2 separate regions of the Homo sapiens genome follow, and region 1 is linked to region 2. The links are chromatin contacts, found by Hi-C or POLR2A ChIA-PET in ENCODE. All regions are on one chromosome and are shown on one strand. The core of a region is the stretch at or near the end of the contact, and the rest is flanking DNA. Distances in the headings are between cores, read along the strand shown.

The links. A loop is a pair of places that touch in the nucleus more often than their neighbours do. ChIA-PET counts read pairs that join two places held with the same protein, here RNA polymerase II (POLR2A). Pooled maps may share reads with other maps.
Region 1: a pooled map shows a loop between it and region 2 (2.6-fold over the local background). The contact joins two enhancer-like sites. A Hi-C loop is called at or near these places in 1 of 168 maps with a recorded cell type or tissue (naive thymus-derived CD4-positive, alpha-beta T cell) and 8 of 50 pooled maps. POLR2A ChIA-PET finds 5 or more read pairs at or near these places in 3 of 52 experiments (activated B cell, activated CD4-positive, alpha-beta T cell and activated naive CD8-positive, alpha-beta T cell).

Annotation. Positions count from the first base shown.
Region 1 is chr7:26,311,786-26,316,651 of GRCh38, reverse strand. The region is part of intron 1 of SNX10 (sorting nexin 10); the gene reads right to left. Among named protein-coding and RNA genes, the nearest start is that of SNX10, 22 kb to the right of the region's middle. Within about 2 kb of position 2,076, at least 3 of the 41 ENCODE cell types and tissues checked have a DNase peak (open chromatin) inside an H3K27ac peak, as active enhancers do.
Region 2 is chr7:26,095,660-26,100,402 of GRCh38, reverse strand. The region is part of intron 1 of LOC105375199 (a long non-coding RNA gene); the gene reads left to right. Among named protein-coding and RNA genes, the nearest start is that of NFE2L3, 54 kb to the left of the region's middle. Within about 2 kb of position 2,707, at least 3 of the 41 ENCODE cell types and tissues checked have a DNase peak (open chromatin) inside an H3K27ac peak, as active enhancers do.

The DNA of each region.
Region 1 (4,866 bases), core at 827-3,326, 220 kb before region 2:
ATATAATTATTACAAAGTACAAAGAAGTTAATATGTATAAAACACCTGGCCTAAAGCCTGGCTCATAACAAGCACATAGTAATTGCTGCCATTAATTATTATTATTAGGCTTAAAACCAAAAAACAGAACTACAGTTTGTCATTTGTTTTCCCCACTAGCACAAGCTCAGTGAAGATGAGTGTGGAAATGCCACAAGAGTTAAGGAACAGGTGCTTTCTTTCCCTCTGGTTACTTAATGCAAGGCAAACCCATTACGGTTAAAGGATAATGTAATCACACCAATGATTCATTGTTCCCATCCATAACCTTGGGTTTCTGGAAAATCCTGGGTTGCTGTCAGGTCTGAAATCATGTGATTCTAAGCCAATTTACTAATTAAGCTAGACCAAGAATCCAAAGTTGTCATCTGCTGCAAGGAAATGAGATCCCATTTTTTTTACTCTAGGTTTTTTGTTTTTTTTTTTTTTTTGAGACAGTCTCGCTCTGTCTCCCAGGCTGGAGTGCAGTGGTGCGATCTCGGCTCACTGCAAGCTCTGCCTCTGGGGTTCACGCCATTCTCCTGCCTCGGCCTCTCAAGTAGCTGGGACTACAGGCGCCTGCCACCACGCCCGGCTAGTTTTTGTATTTTGTTTAGTAGAGACGGGGTTTCACCATGTTAGCCAGGATGGTCTCGATCTCCTGACCTCGTGATCCACCCACCTCAGCCTCCCAAAGTGCTGGGATTACAGGAGTGAGCCATCGCGCCCAGCCAACTCTAGGTATAATTTTAAGCAAATAAGTTGCAAAAGATACCTTCTAAATACAAATTTGATAAAAATATAAAATCTCAAATTTGTCAGCTTCAATTTTATTTACATAAAAGAAAGCACCCCCTTTAAAACTGCTTTTCTAATAGAAAATATAAATTCACTTCATTTTGTATTATATTCGCTATCTTGCAGTTTTAAAACCCTATCAAGTATTTTGCAATTTTTTTTTTTTTGAGATGGAGTCTCACTCTGTCGCCCAGGCTAGAAGTGCAGTGGCGAAACCTCAGCTCACTGCAACCTCCGCCTCCTGGGTTCATGCCATTCTCCTGCCTCAGCCTCCCGAGTAGCTGGGATTACAGGCTCCCACCACCAGGCCCTGCTAATTTTTTGTATTTTTAGTAGAGACGGGGTTTCACCATGTTAGCCAGGATGGTCTCTATCTCCTGACCTTGTGATCCGCCCACCTCAGCCTTCCAAAGTGCTGGGATTACAGGCATGAGCCACCACACCCAGCCATATTTTGTGATTTTTAAAAAGCTATGACACTTTTGGGACAATGGGGATAGATTAATGTGACCCTGTTTATTAGATAATGTACTGTATAAAGTTAAATTTCCAGGATATGATAATGGCATTATAGTTATCTAGAAAAATGCCTTTCTTCCTAGGTTCAACTCTTGTAAACAAATATTTCTATGATCACATCTATAGGGTTTTCTGTGCACCCAAACATACAAATTCATTATTTACTCCTGACCAATCCAATTAATACATTTTGTTTAAATTGCTTTTCTGATTCATTTTGGTGGACTCTTTTCACTACATATGGCTTCTATTTTGATTCTTTTTCCTGCTATTTTAATCTGCTTTCTAGTCCCTTCCTTGGTTGTTTTTTTGTTTTGTTTTGAGACAGTCTCACTTGGTCACCCAGGCTGGAGTACAGTGGCACAATCTCAGTTCACTGCAACCTCTGCCTTTCGGGTTCAAGTGATTCTCATGCCTCAGCCTCCCGAGTAGCTGGGACTACAGGTGTGTGCCACTACACACAGCTAATCTTTGTATTTTCAGTAAAGACAGGGTTTCACCTGTTGGCCAGGCTGGTCTCAAACTCTGACCTCAAGTGATCCGCCCGCCTCAGCCTCCCAAAGTGCTGGGATTACAGGCATGAGCCACCACGCCTGGCCTGTTCTTTTTTCTTAAAATACTTTATGCAGAATCCCATGCAGTTCACAGGCTATATTCTTGATACTCAACTATGAAACTGAAAGCCACTAGAAAAAAAGGGAACTGCATATACTACGGAAATAGTTGCTAAATCTCAGCAAATTCACAAGTCAATATAACAACTAAAAGCCCAAGGGTTTCAGAGCAATGTGTTTTAAACAAGCCACACAGGACCCATATTATACTTAGTCATAATATAAAAATATTGCCAGTCTGGCTAACATGGTAAAACTCCATCTACTAAAAATTCAAAAAATTAGCCAGGCATGGTGACACACGCCTGTAATCCCAGCTACTCGGGAGGCTGAGGCAGGAGAATCGTTTGAATGGAGGCAGAGGTTGCAGTGAGCTGAGATACCACCACTGCACTCCAGCCTGGGCAACAGAGTGAGACTCCATCTCAAAAAAAAAAATTGAACAGTAGGCACATTATGTCCTTTACAAGAATGGACTACCCTTTGAAAATATATTGACAGACAAGCCATTTCAGTCTAACAAGATTAAAAAGGAATAACTTTTTTAAAAAGAAAATGGTATTTGTTACCTGTCAGAAATTCAGGTTCTTGGGCCAGGCGTGGCGGCTCACACCTGTAATCCCAGCACTTTGAAAGGAGACTGAGGTGGGAGGATCACCTGAGGTCAGGAGTTCGAGATCAGCCTGGCCAACATGGGGAAACCCCGTCTCTACTAAAAATACAAAAATTAGGTGGGGTAGTGGCATGTGCCTGTAGCCTCCCCAGCTACTCGGGAGGCTGAGACAGGAGAATCACTTGAACCCAGGAAGCGGAGGTTGCAGTGAGCCGAGATCGCGCCTCCACTGCACTTCAGCCTGGCGATAGAGTGAGTCTCCATCTCAGAAAAAGAAAAGAAAAAGAAAAAAGAAATTCAGGTTCTTCAGCACTCAGGATTTCATTACCAGTCTGATGACGGCTCAATTTCACATTTTTTTTTAATTATTATGCCACAAGGGAACAATGATCCTTAGGAGGAGAGAGAATGTGGGGACAAACAGGGGGTGGGGTTTTCTTACATGAATGTTCAGGAAAAGGACAGACTTTAGCCACACTCATTTGGCAGGGCCCCCAATTCGTCTAATGCCTAAATTATTTAACCCTTTGTTAACAGGCAGCCTTTAAAGGCATATCATTCCTCTGAATATTCTTTGCATAGAGTCCCAGATATAGTAGGTCCTCCCATGCTGGCAAAACAATCACAAAAAGCTCAGTTAAGCAAACTCAGCCAAAAAAGGTGCATCAGGTAGTGAAGCAACAGCATTGGGAAGAAAGACATCAGTTTACAGGTTCTAACAAGATCAGGAGTCCACTAGATTAATTAAGCAGCTCTAAAGATCTGCTGTACAACATTGCGCCTATGGCTAACAATACTGTATTATACACTGGAAAGTTTGTTAAGAGGGTAGGTCTCCTGGTGAGTATTCTAATCACAATAAAATGTTCTTTTTTTAAAAAGTGGGGGCAGGTATCTGCTAAATGGTTTTTAGTTAGCCTCGTTCTCTTTTTGTGGCTGTGTACTATTCCATGATGTGAATGCAACACACTTCATTTCACCAGCACCCACTGATAAGACATTCTCGTGCTACTATGAACAGTACGCAGTAAATACCTGCATGAGTAAATTTCTGTAAGTGGAATTGCTGGATCAAGCCATATCATCTGAATCATCAAGATATTGGCAAAGCAACGTATTTACAAATGAGTGGGTTGTTTTCCTGTATCTTCCCTAACATGATCCGTTTGCAAAATGTTTTATCTTTGTCAATCCTAGATAGGCAAAAAATGGCTTATTTCAATGTGATTTAATTAGTATTTTTTTTCAATTATGCATAAGAGCAAGCATTTTTCATGTGTTTAGGTGCCACTATTTTCTTTTTTTTGAGACGGAGTCTCACTCTGTCACCCAGGCTGGAGTGCAGTGGCGTGATCTCGGCTCACTGCAACCTCCGCCTCCCGGGTTCAAGCGATTCTCTTGCCTCAGCCTCTTGAGTAGCTGGGATTACAGGCAAGCGCCAACACGCCTGGCTAATTTTTGTATTTTTAGTAGAGACGGGGTTTCACCATATTGGCCAGGCTGGTCTCGAACGCCTGACCTTGTGATCCGACAGCCTCGGCCTCCCAAAGTGCTGGGATTACAGGCTTGAGCCACCATGCCCGGCACCACTATTTTCTTTTATACAAATTGTTTATGTCTTTCAATCATTTTCTTACAGAGTTCCTGTTCTTTTCCTTATTGGTTCATAGGAGTTCTTTTTGTATTAGGGAAGTTAATCCTTAATACATAACATAAAGTTCAAGTATATTTTTCTGGTTTGTAATCTGTTTGTTTTGCTTATGGTGGTTGCTATGCCAATACTTTTTATTAGATAATGAATTTTATGAAGGTTTTCCTTATGGCTTCCAGGCTTTGCACCATCCTTACAAAGACCACTCCTACTCCAAAGTTATAAAAATATTCTCCTTTAGATTTTTCTAGAGACCAGTCATCTGTGAACAGTGAAAAGTTCTGTTCCATGGTCATGAATTACATCCTTGCCATAATGTGCTATGGGCCATAATGTACAGAAACTAAATTTTTTTGAAGTAACTTTTGTTTTCTGATATTGTGTAATTTATAAAGCACTGTTCCATGACAGCTGACGAGGCAGGCAGTGCAAGACTTATTTGTCCTACTTTACCAGAGAAGTTAAATCACTGCCCAAAGCCACAGAGCCTGGTGCAGACACAAATGCAATGCCAGCTGTTCTCTTATCTCCTCGACACTGCCTCTCTCAACAAAAGGGCAACATCCACGTGCGTGAAAATCTTAAAGGATGTCTCCAAAGTCTTGTTCATACAATTTCAAAATAAAATAACTTTTCTATTCCAAAACAGTATT
Region 2 (4,743 bases), core at 1,458-3,957:
TACCCTGCCATTATAGAGTGACAATCCATAAAATCATACTTCCTGTCAATGCACAGGCAGTGCCTGTCATATTTCACCCTCCTAGAAGTCATTAGCCGGGTGCAGTGGCTCATGCCTGTAATCCCAGCACTTTGGGAGGCCAAGGCAGGTGGATCACGAGGTCAGGAGTTCAAGACCAGTCTGGCCAATATGGTGAAACCCTGTTTCTACTAAAAATACAAAAATTAGCCAGGCATGGTGGTACGTGCCTGTAGTTCCAGCTACTCAGGAGGCTGAGGCAGGAGAATCACTTGAACCCGGGAGGCAGAGGTTGAAGTGAGCTGAGATTGTGCCACTGCACTCCAGCCTGGGTGACAGAGTGAGACTCAGTCTCAAAAACAAAAACAAAAACAGGAAGTCATCATTGGTGTGTGATTAGTGCGTACCTGTTTTTCATTCTAGATCTATCTTTTCCTTCTTTTTTCTCCTTTGCTTTTCCCTTGTGTGTTCATCTCTTCAGCAGTTGAACCAGGTTGTTCTTGAAAAGAGTCTTTTTTTTTCTTTTTCTTTTTTCTTTTTTTTTTTGAGACAGAGTCTCACTCTGTAGCCCAGGCTGGAGTGCAGTGGTGCGACCTCAGCTCACTGCAACCTCTGCCTCCCGGGTTCAAGCGATTCTCCTACCTCAGCCTCCTGAGTAGCTGGGACTACAGGCACGCACCATCATGCCCAGCTAATTTTTTTTGTATTTTTTAGTAGAGATGGGGTTTCACCATATTAGTCAGGCTGGTCTCGAACTCCTGACCTTGTGATCCGCCCACCTCAGCCTCCCGAAGTGCTGGGATTACAGGCCTGAGCCATCGCACCTGGCTGAAACAGCATCTTACCTCAGGGTCAGACTTGCGTCTGCAGTGGCTGCTGTTGCATCACTGTGGCCTTTACTGGGCCGAGTTCTCTCCAGTTGAAAGGCAAAATTGTTCAAGAGCCCATGCTCTTGCTGTCTGAGACAACCATCCAGCCCTGGGACTTCTGCTTTTGCTGGAGCTGGAAGATGGCACCAATGATGATGTTTGAGTGTGTTCTTGTTGGTATGTTGGAATATAAGACACATTTCTTGGCTGGGCATTTGGCTCATGCCTGTAATCCTAGCACTTTGGAAGGCTGAGGCAGGAGGATCGCTTGAGGCCAGGAGTTTGAGACCAGCCTGGGCAACATAGGGAGACCCTGTCTCTACAAAAAATAAAAATTATTAGCTGGGCATGGTGGCACACACCTGTAGTCCCAGCTACTTGGGAGGCTGAGGCAGGCACATTGATTTAGCCTGGGAGGTCGAGGCTGCAGAGAGCTGTAATTGTTCCACAGCACTCCAGCCTGAGTGACAAGTGAGACTGTCTCAAAAAAAAAAAAAAAAAAAGAGATAAGAACCATTTATTGACAGTGACCTAACTGTAAGACTCCGTGCTGGGTGCTATAAATAGGTGAAGGACAACTTTTCCTTACAATAATAAAAGAGAAAAACAATTTATAAAAATAATATAACCCAATGCCCAGTGAAGGAAGTCCCACGCACTCTAGTTACCAAATCTCATGACACGTATAAGAGAAGAAATTATTAGGATGACTTCTGTAGGATACAAAATTCTGGAGCTGGTAGAAAGTTTGGAGATTGTTCCATGTATGGACTTTGCAACCCACACTAAGCACTAGATTTTACACTGAGACCCAGTACACATGGACATAGATATGTAGCTGAAACATATTTTACAAACAATATTTCCTTGCCACGTGCAATGCCCTCTCACATATTCCATTTTATTCTATTATTTTAAAATGCTGTTTGCAAGCCACTACATTGATTTCCTGGCCCATGAAAATCAAACTGTTGTCTGGAGTTTGAAAACACTGATTTGGTGCAGCTCCTCACCTACGCATTATATCTCTGAGGCCCAGGAAGGCAGTGTGGCATAGCTCAAGCTTCACACCACAGTGGGGGCCCAGAGCTTACTGTCATTTTCTTCTCTTACCATGTTGGGTCACAAGCTTGGGAAAGTTCTTGGAGGTGAACACCAGCCAGGTAGAACAAAATGACCTAATGGCTGATGTCAGGATTGCTGGCTTCCATTCTCGATGGGCAGCTGAAATATATCTTATGGCCTCATGTGGGCTTCCTTTTCCTCTGACCAATGGTTTGTTCTGGTTTGCCTTGAACTGAGCAGTTTCCTGGGACGTGGGGCTGCCAGTGCTGAAACCGTGACAGTTCCATGCAAACTGGGACAGTTAGAGGACATTTATGCCCTACTACCCATGGTAAATGAGGGAACACCATTTGACCTCCATGTGCAAACAGCCACAGGCACAAACAGCTATGATTTTGATCCTTGGTATGTTATTTTGACAACCACTGGGGAATGAATTATCTCTGCAAGACAATACAAACCCAGTGACATAGACTCTTTCCTGTGTGTACCACTATTCCCTGTGCTACCAGAAAACCCCACTTCGACCCTTCTCTACGATATTTTCCAGAATTGGCTTAGAAGTATTGGCCTAGGAATCCTTGTGGTTGCTTCTGGTTGTCTTAATAGGTTGTAGATATTCTCCCTCCTCCTCTCAACCCCAAGGTTGTAGATATTCTCCCTCTTCCCCTACCCAGGTTCAGTAACTTGCCCAAGGTTGTAGATATTCTGATGCAATGAATGAGTCTAGTGAAAAGGACTGGTTGTAAGAAATGTTAAGAAATGATGACTCAGCCAGGCACGGTGGCTCACGTCTGTAATCCCAGCACTTTAGGAGGCTGAGGTGGGTGGATCACGAGGTCAGGAGTTGGAGACCAGCCTGGCCAACATGATGAAACCCCATCTCCACTAAAAAATACAACAATTAGCTGGGTGTGGTGGCAGGTGCCTGTAATCCCAGCTACTCGGGAGGCTGAGGCAGGAGAATTGCCTGAACCTGGGAGGCAGAGGTTGCAGTGAGCTGAGATCGCACCATTGCACTCCAGCCTGGGTGACAGAGCAAGACTCTGTCTCAAAAAAAAAAAAAAAAAAAAAAGAAATGACTCTAAGGGTAACAACAAAGAACAAAGATATTTGATTTGGATTTAAGATCTCACATTTCTCGTGGCCTTTTCACTTCCTGTTTTCCTCCTTTGCTCTGCTGGTTTAGCCTTTGTATATGATGAGGAGGTTTCACTCACTACAATGTCACCTAGTTGAAAGATGACTTCTCTGTTCCTGATACAATAGAGGAGTATTGATACATTTTTATTATTGACTATTTAAAAATATATCAATTATAGAGGGCTACAAAAAAACTGTATTTTTTTTTTTTGAGACAAAGTCTTGCTCTGTTGTCCATGTTGGAGTGCAGTGGCACAATCTTGGCTCATTGCAAACTCTGCCTTGTAGGTTCAAGCATTTTCTCTGCCTCAGCCTCCTGAATGGCTGGGATTACAGGTGTGCACCACCATGCCTGGCTAATTTTTGTATTTTTAGTAGAGAGGGAGTTTCACCATGTTGGCCAGGCTGGTTTCCCAAAATGCTGGGATTACAGGTGTGAGCCACCATGCCCGGCCCTCAGTATTGTATTTTGTAGATACCTTTGAGGTTATTTGAACCATGGGTCAGGCCAAGGTGGGGGCAGATGCGAACGTAAATGAGGCACTATTATGCTAGATACATTGTAAATGCAGACCCTAATGTACAGATGTTAGATGTAATGATGCTTATGATGCGTTCTTCTTGCTTGTTTTGTCCCTTCTGTGGAGTGGATAGATTTACTAAATCAACCCTCAAAAATCATTTCTGGAACTATTTCTCTGGATTTGCTTTTAGAGCCAGTGTAAAAAGCCATGTAAGAAAATAAATTCTTATTACATGGCAATCACATTTCCCTTTTGGTTTATAATCTAGGATTCTCAATCACCAACCAATTCCTAATGCCCTTTTGTTATCTACAAGAATCAAATTTACCCTCCAAATATGAAGATTTGCCACTACAGCAGATATTAAAAAGAACAGGCCGCTGGCTCTGTGTAGTGTTTCTAAAGAGGAATTTTAAAATGCGTTGAACAATGATATCATTGTTGGAATAAAGATGTAGCCTCCTGAGGTTTGTACTAATGAGGATGTGTAAGTTCTGATGTTTTGTTTAAAAATCTGTCACAGAACTTTAGAGTTTCTCTCTCTATGGACGCAATACTGCAAATAACTTGAACTGTGTGTCAGTTTGCTGTTGTTTGCATGCATAGCCTGTGGAAATATGTGAGTGGCTTTCTATATGATTCTTAATGGAGCATGAATATTTTTCATAACTCAAAATCATCATGTCATGTGTTTCATTGGATTCTTCATCTTTTTTTGATATGAAAGTGTTATGTCAATCTTTTTCTTTCTTTTTTTTTTTTTTTTGAGATGCAGTCTTGCTCTGTCACCCAGGCTGGAGTGCAGCGATGTGATTTCGGCTCACTAGAACCTCTGCCTCCTGGGTTCAAGCAATTCTCCTGCCTCAGCCTCCCGAGTAGCTGGGACTACAGGCGCACACCATCAGGCCCAGCTAATTTTTGTATTTTTGGTAGAGACGGGGTTTCACCATGTTGGCCAGGATTGTCTCGATCTCTTGACCTCATGATCTGCCCGCCTGGGCTTCCCAAAATGCTGGGATTACAGGTGTGGCCAGCGCGCCCAGCTATGTCAATCTTTGGACCTGTTTCTGGACATTGGGCCAGATTTGAGCAAATAATTTATTGGGCCATGGAATAAATCTTTA